2 separate regions of the Homo sapiens genome follow, and region 1 is linked to region 2. Evidence: read pairs that join two places in POLR2A ChIA-PET (ENCODE). Cell type or tissue: OCI-LY7. All regions are shown on one strand.

What was found. ChIA-PET counts read pairs that join two places held together with the same protein. Peaks named below come from ENCODE experiments on the same cell type or tissue, not always from the same donor. Only the 100,000 strongest peaks of a DNase experiment are listed, where the experiment ranks them.
Region 1: POLR2A ChIA-PET joins it to region 2 with 28 read pairs; 4 of 35 experiments call an interaction of 5 or more read pairs at or near these places.

The regions. Positions count from the first base shown.
Region 1 is chr22:21,705,119-21,710,118 of GRCh38, reverse strand. The region is part of intron 2 of YPEL1 (yippee like 1); the gene reads left to right. Among named protein-coding and RNA genes, the nearest start is that of YPEL1, 28 kb to the left of the region's middle. RefSeq lists an enhancer at 1-76. In OCI-LY7, no CTCF peak of the experiment used is centred here; a DNase peak (open chromatin) is centred at 2,178; H3K4me3 peaks cover 463 bases; H3K27ac peaks cover 1,177 bases.
Region 2 is chr22:21,830,744-21,835,743 of GRCh38, reverse strand. All of the region lies in intron 1 of MAPK1 (mitogen-activated protein kinase 1), which reads left to right. Among named protein-coding and RNA genes, the nearest start is that of MAPK1, 34 kb to the left of the region's middle. In OCI-LY7, no CTCF peak of the experiment used is centred here; a DNase peak (open chromatin) is centred at 693; H3K4me3 peaks cover 1,435 bases; H3K27ac peaks cover 1,669 bases.

The DNA.
Region 1 (5,000 bases), 130 kb after region 2:
TGTAAACAAGATCCCCTGGCCCCTCCTTACTGTGCTGAGCTCCTCATTAGCAGTGTGTGGCGTTGATCATCAACCAGTTGTGAACATTTAAACAGGCCAAACATCATGGAGGAGCTGATGCTCAGTCGGAATGACAGTGTTCTCCACCCATCCTCAGGTCATGACATCCCCCCAGCCTCAGGTCATGAACTCCCCGCATCCTCATACGTCATGACCACCGATCCTCAGGTCATGACCTCCCACATCCTCACAGGTCATGACCTCCCCCATGCTCAATTCATGACTTGCACCCATCCTCACGGATCATTACCTCCACTCATCCTTATAGGTCATGACCTCCCCCCATCCTCACAGGCCATGACCTCCCCCCATCCTCAGGTCATGACGTCTCCCCATCTTCACAGGTCACGACCACTTTGGGAACAAAGTTTGTCAGGAAGTTGTGCCTTTCAGAAATCTTTTCTTCTTTTTTTAAATAGGTATTTTATTTACTTTTATTTTTTCTTGTAGAGACAGGGTTTTACCATGTTGCCAAGGCTGGTCTTGTACTCCTGGCCTCAAGCGATCCTCCTGCCTTGGCCTCCCAAAGTGCTGGGATTATAGGTGTGAGTCACCACGCCCAGCCAGGAATCTCTTAGGTTTCCTGTTTAACTCAAGAGAAGAACATTTACCTGCTTGTATTTTCAGTAGGTAATAGTGAGAGGCTCCTCATTTCTGTTCATCATCTGAGATAGAAACTGTTGAACGAGGCAGAGTTTCTGCTCTCTCATTGCCTCTGGGGCTCCTGTGTGCACTGGGAAGTGTGAGGTGAGAAGTGGAAGGAGCCAGGCACCCCATTTCCTCGGTGTTTTCTGAGGTAGGCTTAGTGTGTAAAATGACATGAGGTAATGAGAGGCGGAGCTGCTCTGGGCCCCTGGGTAGGGGCAGTGAAGCTTGTGGCCTTGTGGAGCCCCGTGACACCTGTGTGTTGGCCATGACCTAAGCAGGTGACCTGAGCACTGAGAGGTGGTCAATGTCCGGCCCCATGCATGGTTTTGTTTCGGAAGCATGCCAGGTGTGTTCCTTGCTACATGGTCAAAAGGAATTTGAGATGCTTCTGTTGAACAGCCTGGAGGTCATCAATGAGCTGTTTTAAAAATTGTATCAGCTGGGCGTGGTGGCTCACCCCTGTAATCCCAGCACTTTGGGAGACCGAGGTGGGCGGATCACTTGAGGTCAGGAGTTTGAGACCAGACCAGCCTGACCAACATGGAGAAACCCCGTCTCTACTAAAAAAAATACAAAATTAGCCGGGTGTGGTGGCACATGCCTGTAATCCCAGCTACTTGGGAGGCTGAGGCAGGAGAATCGTTTGAACCTGGGAGGCGGAGGTTGCAGTGAGTCGAGATCGCGCCATTGCACTCCAGCCTGGGCAACAAGAGCGAAACTCTGTCTTAAAAAAAAAAAAAAAAAAAAAAATTGTATCAAGAATAGAAGCCTGGCTGGGCTTGGTGGCTTACACCTGTAATCCCAGAACTTTGGAAGGCCAAGATGGGTGGATCACTTGAGGTCAGGAGTTCAAGACCAGCATGGCCAACATGGTAAAACACTGTCTCTATTAATAAAGTACAAAAAAATTAGCTGGGCATGGTGGCACACACCTGTAATCCCAGCTATTTGGGAGACTGAGACATGAGAATTGCTTCAACCTGGGAGGCAGAGGTTGCAGTGAGCTGAGATCACACCACTGCACTCCAGCCTGGGTGACAGAGTAAGACTCTGTCTCAAAAAAAAAAAAAAAAAAAAAAGGCAGAAGCCTGCTCAGAAGTCATTTGGTGCCAAATGAGCATTTCAGGATGAAAAAAAGTGCTGAGAACTAAGCTCTCTGAGCACACAGGCCACCAGGAAGGATCAGACCTCGTGCCTCCATGGGTGATGGGCCGGGCGAGGTGGCAAGATGACGACTAGAGTGAGCTTTTCTCCCTTCCGTGGTGATTCTGATGAGGATTCATTGAGACCATCGAGAACACCTGCCACGCAGAACAGAATCCAGTACCTGCGAGGCGAGAGGCACTGTCTTCACAGCCTCTAAGTTTGTATTTGTCACTAACAAGGAATCCCCTGGCTCGAGGGAGCCTGTTGCTGCTGTAGGCAGCTCTGGTTACTAGAAGGCTCCATTTAGTTAGCAAACTCTGATCTGTGGTCCAAATCTGCCACACCACCTGTTTATGCAAAGTTTTAATAGATCACAGCTGTGCTCATCTGTTTACAGAGTAATTAGAACAGGGACCATATGTCCTCCAAAGCCTAAACTACTTATCTCCTGGCCCTAATTTACAGGAGGAGTTTGCTGGCGCCAACTCTGATAAGACAGCTCTGAATCTGAATCACAGAGCTGCTCTTGTCTCTGAGCCAAACCCTATTTAAAAATAAGGACTTTCAGAGTAGGTGAGAATTAGGAAATTCAGTCCAGAATATTGAAGACTGATGAGGATGTGGGAAAAGTCTATAAGATGATTATTAGTTAAACTGAACATAGAATAATATTCCTAATCCCAGAATGCCACTTAAGGGAATACTCATTTTTAAGCCTGAATGCTGAGGAAAAAGAGCCTCCCCAGATCTCAACAGCTTAAAACACAGGTTTAGTTCATGCTCAGGTGAGAAGTCTACCAGGGACAACTGGGGGCTCTTGTTTTTTGTTGTTGCTGTTGTTGTTGTTTGAGATGGAGCCTTGCTTTGTCGCCCAGGCTAGAGTGCAGTGGTGCCATCTCCACTCACTGCAACCTCTGTCTCCCGGGTTCAAGCAAGTCTTCTGTCTCAGCCTTCTGAGTAGCTGGGACTACAGGTGTGCGCCACCACACCAGGCTAATTTTTTGTATTTTTAGTAGAGGGGGTTTCACCATGTTGTCCAGGCTGGTCTCGAACTCCTGGCCTCAAGTGATCCTCCCACTTTGGCCTCCGAAAGTGCTGGGATTATAGGCATGAGGCACTGTGCCAGGTCCTTTTAATTTTTTTTAAATTATATAATATTGCACATAATCACATTAAAATAATGTGTATGTGTAAACGAGGAGACTTGCTTCTTCCTCCTGCCTTGTCCGGCTCCATTCCTTGGAGATGTCACTGTTAGTAGTTTGGCATCTGTTGTCTTTATTTTGTTTTAATAGAAACACATTTTTCACTTTAAATAAAGGGCTCAAATGACACTCACTTTACAGCTAACTTTTCCTCACTTAGTATTTTATGACTTTTATGACTATTTTTATTTTTATTTATTTATTTATTTATTTTTAGACAGGGCTTCTCCTGTCACCCAGGCTGGAGTACAATGGCATAATCTCAGCTCACTGCAACCTCCACCTCTCGTGCTCAAGCGATTCTCCTGCCTCAGCCTCCCAAGTAGCTGGGAGTACAGGCTCACAGCCACCATGCCCTGCTAATTTTTATATTTTTTGTAGGGACAGGGTTTTGCCATGTTGCCTAGCCTGGTCTTGAACTCCTGACCTCAGGTGATCCACCCACCCTGGCCTCTCAAAGTGCTGGGATTACAGCCATGGTGCCTAGCCTATGACTGTTTTTCCATATCTGCTCCTACCTTCCCATCCCCTGCATGAGGCCCATATGCGGATGCAGTTGCTTACTCACTTATGGATGAGTACCTGACTTCCAGGTTAAATTTTTTTTTCTTTTTTTTTTTTTTGTGAGACGGAGCCTGACTCGGTAGCCCAGTCTGGAGTGCAGTGGCGCGATCTCGGCTCACTGCAACCTCTGCCTCCCGGGTCCCGGTTCAAGCAATTCTCCTGCCTCAGCCTCCTGAGTAGCTGGGATTATAGGCACGCACCACCATGCCCAGCTAATTTTTGTATTTTTAGTAGGGACGGGGTTTCACCATGTTGGCCAGGCTGGTCTTGAACTCCTGAACTTGTGATCTGCCTGCCTCAGCCTTGCAAAGTACTGGGATTACAGGCATGAACCACCGCGCCCAGCCTTTCTTAAAATTTTTTTTGAGGCAGAGTTTCACTCTAGTCGCCCAAGCTGGAGTGCAATGGCGCGATCTTGGCTCACTGCAACCTCCCCCTCCCAGGTTCAAGCAATTCTCCTGCCTCAGCTTCCTGAGTAGCTGGGAATACAGGCACCCTCCACCATGCCCAGCTAATTTTTATATTTTTATCAGAGACGGGATTTCTCCATGTTGGCCAGGCTTGTCTTAAAATCCTGACCTCAGGTGATCCACCCACCTCGGCCCCCCAAAGTGCTGGGATTACATGCGTGAGCCACCGCGCCTGGCCTATTTATGTTTTTTAGAGGCAGGTTCTTGCTCTGTCCCCCAGGCTGGAGTGCAGTGGTGTAATCATGGCTCTCGAACTCCTGAGCTCAAGCAATCCTCCTGCCTCAGCCCGTTTTTGTTGTTGTTGTTGTTTGTTTTCCTAATTATGAACACTGTAACCTGTGACCATTCCTGTCACATTTCCTTATACACTCAAGCTGGTTTGTTGTTTACAGTAAATTCTTAGAAGTGGGACTGCTGGGTCCTATAGTGTGTGCTTTTTCCACTTCGATATTGTCAAATCGTGTTTCAGTCACATTCCTCATAGCCTTTTGCCTTTGTTAGGTCAAAAACCCCAAAAAAGGGCTGGGCATGGTGGTTCATGCCTGCCAATACAAAACCATCTTTGTTTTATACAGAAATGTTGCTTTCCTGTTTTCTTTCCAATGAAATTTAGATATGAAAATCTGACAGCGTACATCATGTATGACATATGCGGTTTCCTTTGTGGGAGTGGTATTGAGCGAGCATCTCTTACCAGCTCACCTAAGACATTTTTAAATGACAGCCTCCATTATAAACTGTAATGTAAGCCAGGCGCAGTGGCTCACGCCTGCAATCCCGTCACTTGGGGAGGCCGAAGCAGGCAGATTACTTCAGTCCAGGAGTTCGAAACCAGCCTGGCCAACATGGCGAAACCCTATCTCTAAAATATCCTATCTCTAAAAATACAAAAATTAGCTGGGCCTAG
Region 2 (5,000 bases):
TTCACCTTTAAAAAGAATATAATTTAGTTGTTTTCAGTATATATTCACAAAGTTTTGGAACCACCACCACTGTCTAATCCCAGAACATTTTATTACCTCAAAAAGCAACCCCATTCCCATGAGCAGTCACTCTCCATTTCTTCCCTCCCCCAGCGTGTAGCAGCCAGCCTCTGTGTCCTTTAACAATGTAGAACCAGCCCTACTTGACTCTGAGTGTGCAGGTATTCTTTTGCACTCTTGTTTGCTTACATTTCTGCATGCATTTTACTATTTTGTATCAGGATTTATTTATTTATGTATTACTGTTTGGCATTGATTTCATAACATCAATTTCGAGAGTAATCATTGTTGATTTTTATTTTTTTGGCTGGGTCCGGGTATGTGTCTTCTCATTCTCTTCCTGCATCCTAGATCTTTCTTTTTACTTCTTCCTGCTATTTATTTCTTTAGTTAGTTTTAGAGACAGGGTCTCTGTTGCACAGGCTAGACTGCAGTGATCATAGCTGGGTGATTCTGGGTCCCTTCCTCCCTCAGTTCAGCCTCTCGAGTAGCTGGGACTACAGGCAGGAGCCATCACACCCAGCTAATTTTTAAAATGTTTCGTGTTGATGGAGACTGCTTTCTGTGTTGCCCAGGCTGGTCTGAAACTGGTAGGGGCAAGCCATCCATCTGCGTCAGCTTCCCCAAATGCTGGGATTACAGGTGCGAGCCATCATGCCTGACTTCTTGTGGGTTTTTGATTCTGTGAAGCCATCTCCTTTTCTCTTGAGCCTTGATGGTTTGTACTTAACACTCTCAGCTCCTTCCTGGGCTGCCCTTTAAAATTTGCTTGCTGTGTTCCTTGCAGTTGAGTCTTATCTTTGTTCTTTGTTTATAATGTGTTTATTTTCTTGGGTTTTGAAGGCAGCATTCTGTACCATTTCTCAGCTTAGCTCTTCCCAGAGTTCTGTTGTGTAGGATTTTCTGGGCACATTCTTGTATAATGGAAAGAACATAGAATTCAGAAGAATGAATAAGGGTTAATCCTAGCTCTGTTTTTGGGTGACTGGCTAAGTCACCTCGACTCTATGGTAGGACTTTTAACTATTTTAAAGTCCTATGTAGTTATCATGTTCTAAAAATTAGCATGCAGATAGATAGATAGATAGATAGATAGATAGATAGATAGATAGAGTTTTTTGTTTTTTGTTTTTGTTGTTGTTTTGTTTTGAGACAGAGTCTCGCTCTGTCGCCCAGGCTGGAGTGCAGTAGCGCGATCTTGGCTCACTGCAGCCTCTGCCTCCCTGGTTCAAGTGATTCTCCTGCCTCAGCCTCCCAAGTAACTGGGATTAAAGGCATGCAGCACCATGCCTGGCTAATTTTGTATTTTTAGTAGAGGTGGGGTTTTGCCATGTTGGTCAGGCGGGTCTCGAACTCCTGACCTCAGGTGATCCACCCGCCTCGGCCTCCCAAAGTGCTGGGATTACAGGTGTGAGCCACCGCACCCAGCTTCATAATTTTTATGCCTAATGAAATATAAGGAAAACTGGGCAGGCCTGGTGGCTCACGCCTGTAATCCCAGCATTTTGGGAGGCCAAAGCAGGTGGATCACCTGAGGACAGGGGTTCGAGACCAGCCTGACCACTCTGTCGCTACTGAAAAATATAAAAATTAGCTGAGTGTGGTGGCGGGCACCTGTAATCCCAGCTACTCAGGAGGCTGAGGGGGGAAAATCACTTGAACCCGGGAGGCAGAGGTTGCAGTTAGCCAAGATTGCACCACTGCACTCTAGCCAAGGCGAGATTCTGTCTCCAAAAAAAAAAAGGAAAAGAAATATAAGGAAAACTAATGCAGAGTTTACAGTTATCAACAAAAAGAATAAGAATGATAATGATTATTAAATTTAATTATTTAAGGGCCAGGTGCGGTGGCTCACACCTGTAATCCCAGCACTTTGGGTGGCCAAGGCAGGCAGATCACTTGAGGCGAGGAGTTCCAGACCAGCCTGCCCAACATGGTGAAACCCTGTCTCTACTAAAAATACAAAAAAATTGCGGGGTGCCTGTAATCCCAGCTACTTGGGTGGCTGAGACAGGAGAATTGCTTGAACCTGGGAGGCGGAGGTTGCAGTGACCCGAGGTTGCGCCACTGCATTCCAGCCTGGGTGACAGAGCAGGACTCCATCTCAAAAAAAAAGGTAATTATTTAAAATTATATTAAAATAATGAAAAAAGTGAGATTGGAGATGAAAGTGATAAAAATCTAGATGGCAGTGACACTGTTTGTATTGAATTTATGAAACAAGTTCACGTACCTGTTCATCCAAGTAACCTTATATGTGAGATAAGTATTCTTTACATTTTACAGAGGAAGATACTGAGGTTCAGTGAGGTTAAGATAATTGCCCGAGGTTACAAGCACAGAGCTGTGATACAATACAAGAACTTGAATTCAGGTTTCAGGACTTCCAAGACCAAGGCTTTGTATCTTGACCCAAAATAAAAGTTGAATAGTTTGAAGGTTATTTCTTCAAATATACTCTATCACTTAAGTAGGTTTTCGGGAGTGAGCGAAGACGGCACAAGTTTGAACATTCGTCCTGGAGATCATCTGTTACTCTGAATGTATCGTGGGTTAGTGTTGTGGGCATGGCTGCTATCTGGGGGCAGGTTGAAAAGCTGCCACATTGCCACTGTCATCCTACGGAATACTAGTTAAGCAGAATTATGAGTTCTTGTGAAATTACTCAAATTTTTTATTTCTCAAGTTACAGTGGAAATCTTATTTCTGAAATTTCTTTTCTTTTCTTCCCATATTGTCTCCTCATTTGCACTCTTGAGCAGTAAATACATCTGTTCCAAACACAAGCAAAGACCTAGACAGAGAAATAACTGCCAGAGTCAGTGGCAGTGTTGCAGCTTTTCAACCTGCCCCCAGATAACAGCCACGCCCACAACACTCACCCACTGCATATTCAGAGTAACAGATGATCTGCAGGACGACTGCTGAAACTCCTGCTGCCTTCACTCACTCCAGAAAACCTACTGAAGACCTGAGGAATGGAGGACTAGATTGAAGAATTGGGAAGTCACTGAGAACCAAGGCAGTGCCTCTGTCATTCTCTGTGGAGCAGCAGGCCTTGTTTCTGCAGTCCAGATCTGTCTACTACTTGGCTCCTCTCTGCAGAATGAAGTCTGGGTGCATGTGGCCCATCCCAGCATTCCCAGTTATGCAACCAGATACTCTTCTGCCAGCCAGCCTGGCCCCTTGGAGTCTCTGTGCTCCAGCTCCAGGCTGTCTGAGAAGAGGAGCTAGTTGGCCCAGCTCTACCTTAGAATGGATTCTTGTCTGGGCTGGGTAGTACCTCATCAGCTGTGGCCAGGAGCAATACTCTCAACAGCACAGACAAAAGGGGACAGATCCCTATTGGGTAAAGGTGATGTGGGCTGGGGTAAGTACCCTGAGAGGTGTCTGTCACAGAAAACTGCCTGAGAGAACTTTGTCAAAGTTCTGGGCTCCACTCTCCAGGGGTTTTGTTCAGTCAATAGGTATAAAATAGAAACTAAGTGTCCACTTGTTTAAAAAGCTCCCTGGATGAGTCTGATGCCTCTTCAGATTTAGAAATCACTTTACTCTAATACGTGTAAATAAATTAATATGTATTTGTGTTTGCATGAGGAAATAATGGAAAGATAAGCAACTAATAAAAATGGGTAATGGGTGGAGATTGATGAGGCTGTTGAGGATGAGGGAGCAGGTTCTTTCACACACACACACACACACACACACACACACACATTTTAACCAACTTAAAAATTTAAAGAAACACTTCAGCTTAACAATTAGAAATCAGATTCAAAACAATGATTTTAAAATTGAAGATACTGAGGTCCAGAAGGTGCACTGTATCTGGGACCAGGTTTCTCATCTGTGAAGTAATTCCAGTTTTTGGTATCAGTCACTTAAATGTAATTTATTTTTTCTCATCAGCATAATCCCATAGAAGTTCATACTGGTAGGCAGGAGAAGAAGGGAATAGATCCCAAAGGGAATTGGAAGAATTTGGGTTCTATTGCTTTGTCTTTGTTCTGTAGAGAAGGTACTTCCACAGTAGACCCAAAACCATGAGATATGGGCCCAGGACAAAGTGAGCTGAGAAGAAAAGGGTTGGTGCAGTGACTCTCCATCTTAGTTGAACTTTAGAATCACCTGGGGTCCTTTACAAAATAAAATCCCAATTCATACACACATATACACACAGTCTAGGACAGTTATTCTTAGGGTTTTTTTTGTTGTTTCGAGACAGGGTCTTCCTCAAACTCCTGGGCTAAAGCAGTCCTCCTGCCTTAGCCTCCCAAATAGCTGGGATTACAGGTGTGAGCCACTGCATTTGGCTCGTCTGATTTTTTTGTTTTTGTTTGTTTGTTTGTTTGCTTGAGATGGAGTTTTGCCCCTGTTGCCCATGCTGGAGTGCAGTGGCGCAATCTTGGCTCACTGCAACCTCTGTCTCCCAGGTTCAAGCGATTCTCCTGCCTCAGCCTCCCAAATAACTGGGATTACAGGCGCTTGCCATCGTGCCCAGCTAGTTTTTTGTATTTTTAATAGAGATGGGGTTTCATCATGTTGGCCAGGCTGGTCTCCTGACCTCAGGTGATCCATCCGCCTCAGCCTCCCAAAGCACTGGGATTACAGGCGTGAGCCGCTGCACCTGGACTTGTCTGAGTTTTTTCATGATTAGAATGAGATTATGCATTTTTAAGTGTGTTGTGCTCTTCTCAGCACATCATATCTGAGAATTCATGATGTTGCTGTGTCTTAGATGTTAATCATTTGGTTAAGGTGGTGGTATCTGCCTGTTTATCCTTTTACGACTATTATCGTAGACATCTTAGGGGATGTACTCTGAGACTGTGATCAATTTTACTCACTGATTTTAGCATCCATCCATGGGTCTTGTCTGAAACTTATTATTGTGGTTTTTGCCTAATTCTGATTTTTTTCCCCAATTTCCTTCATTCCTT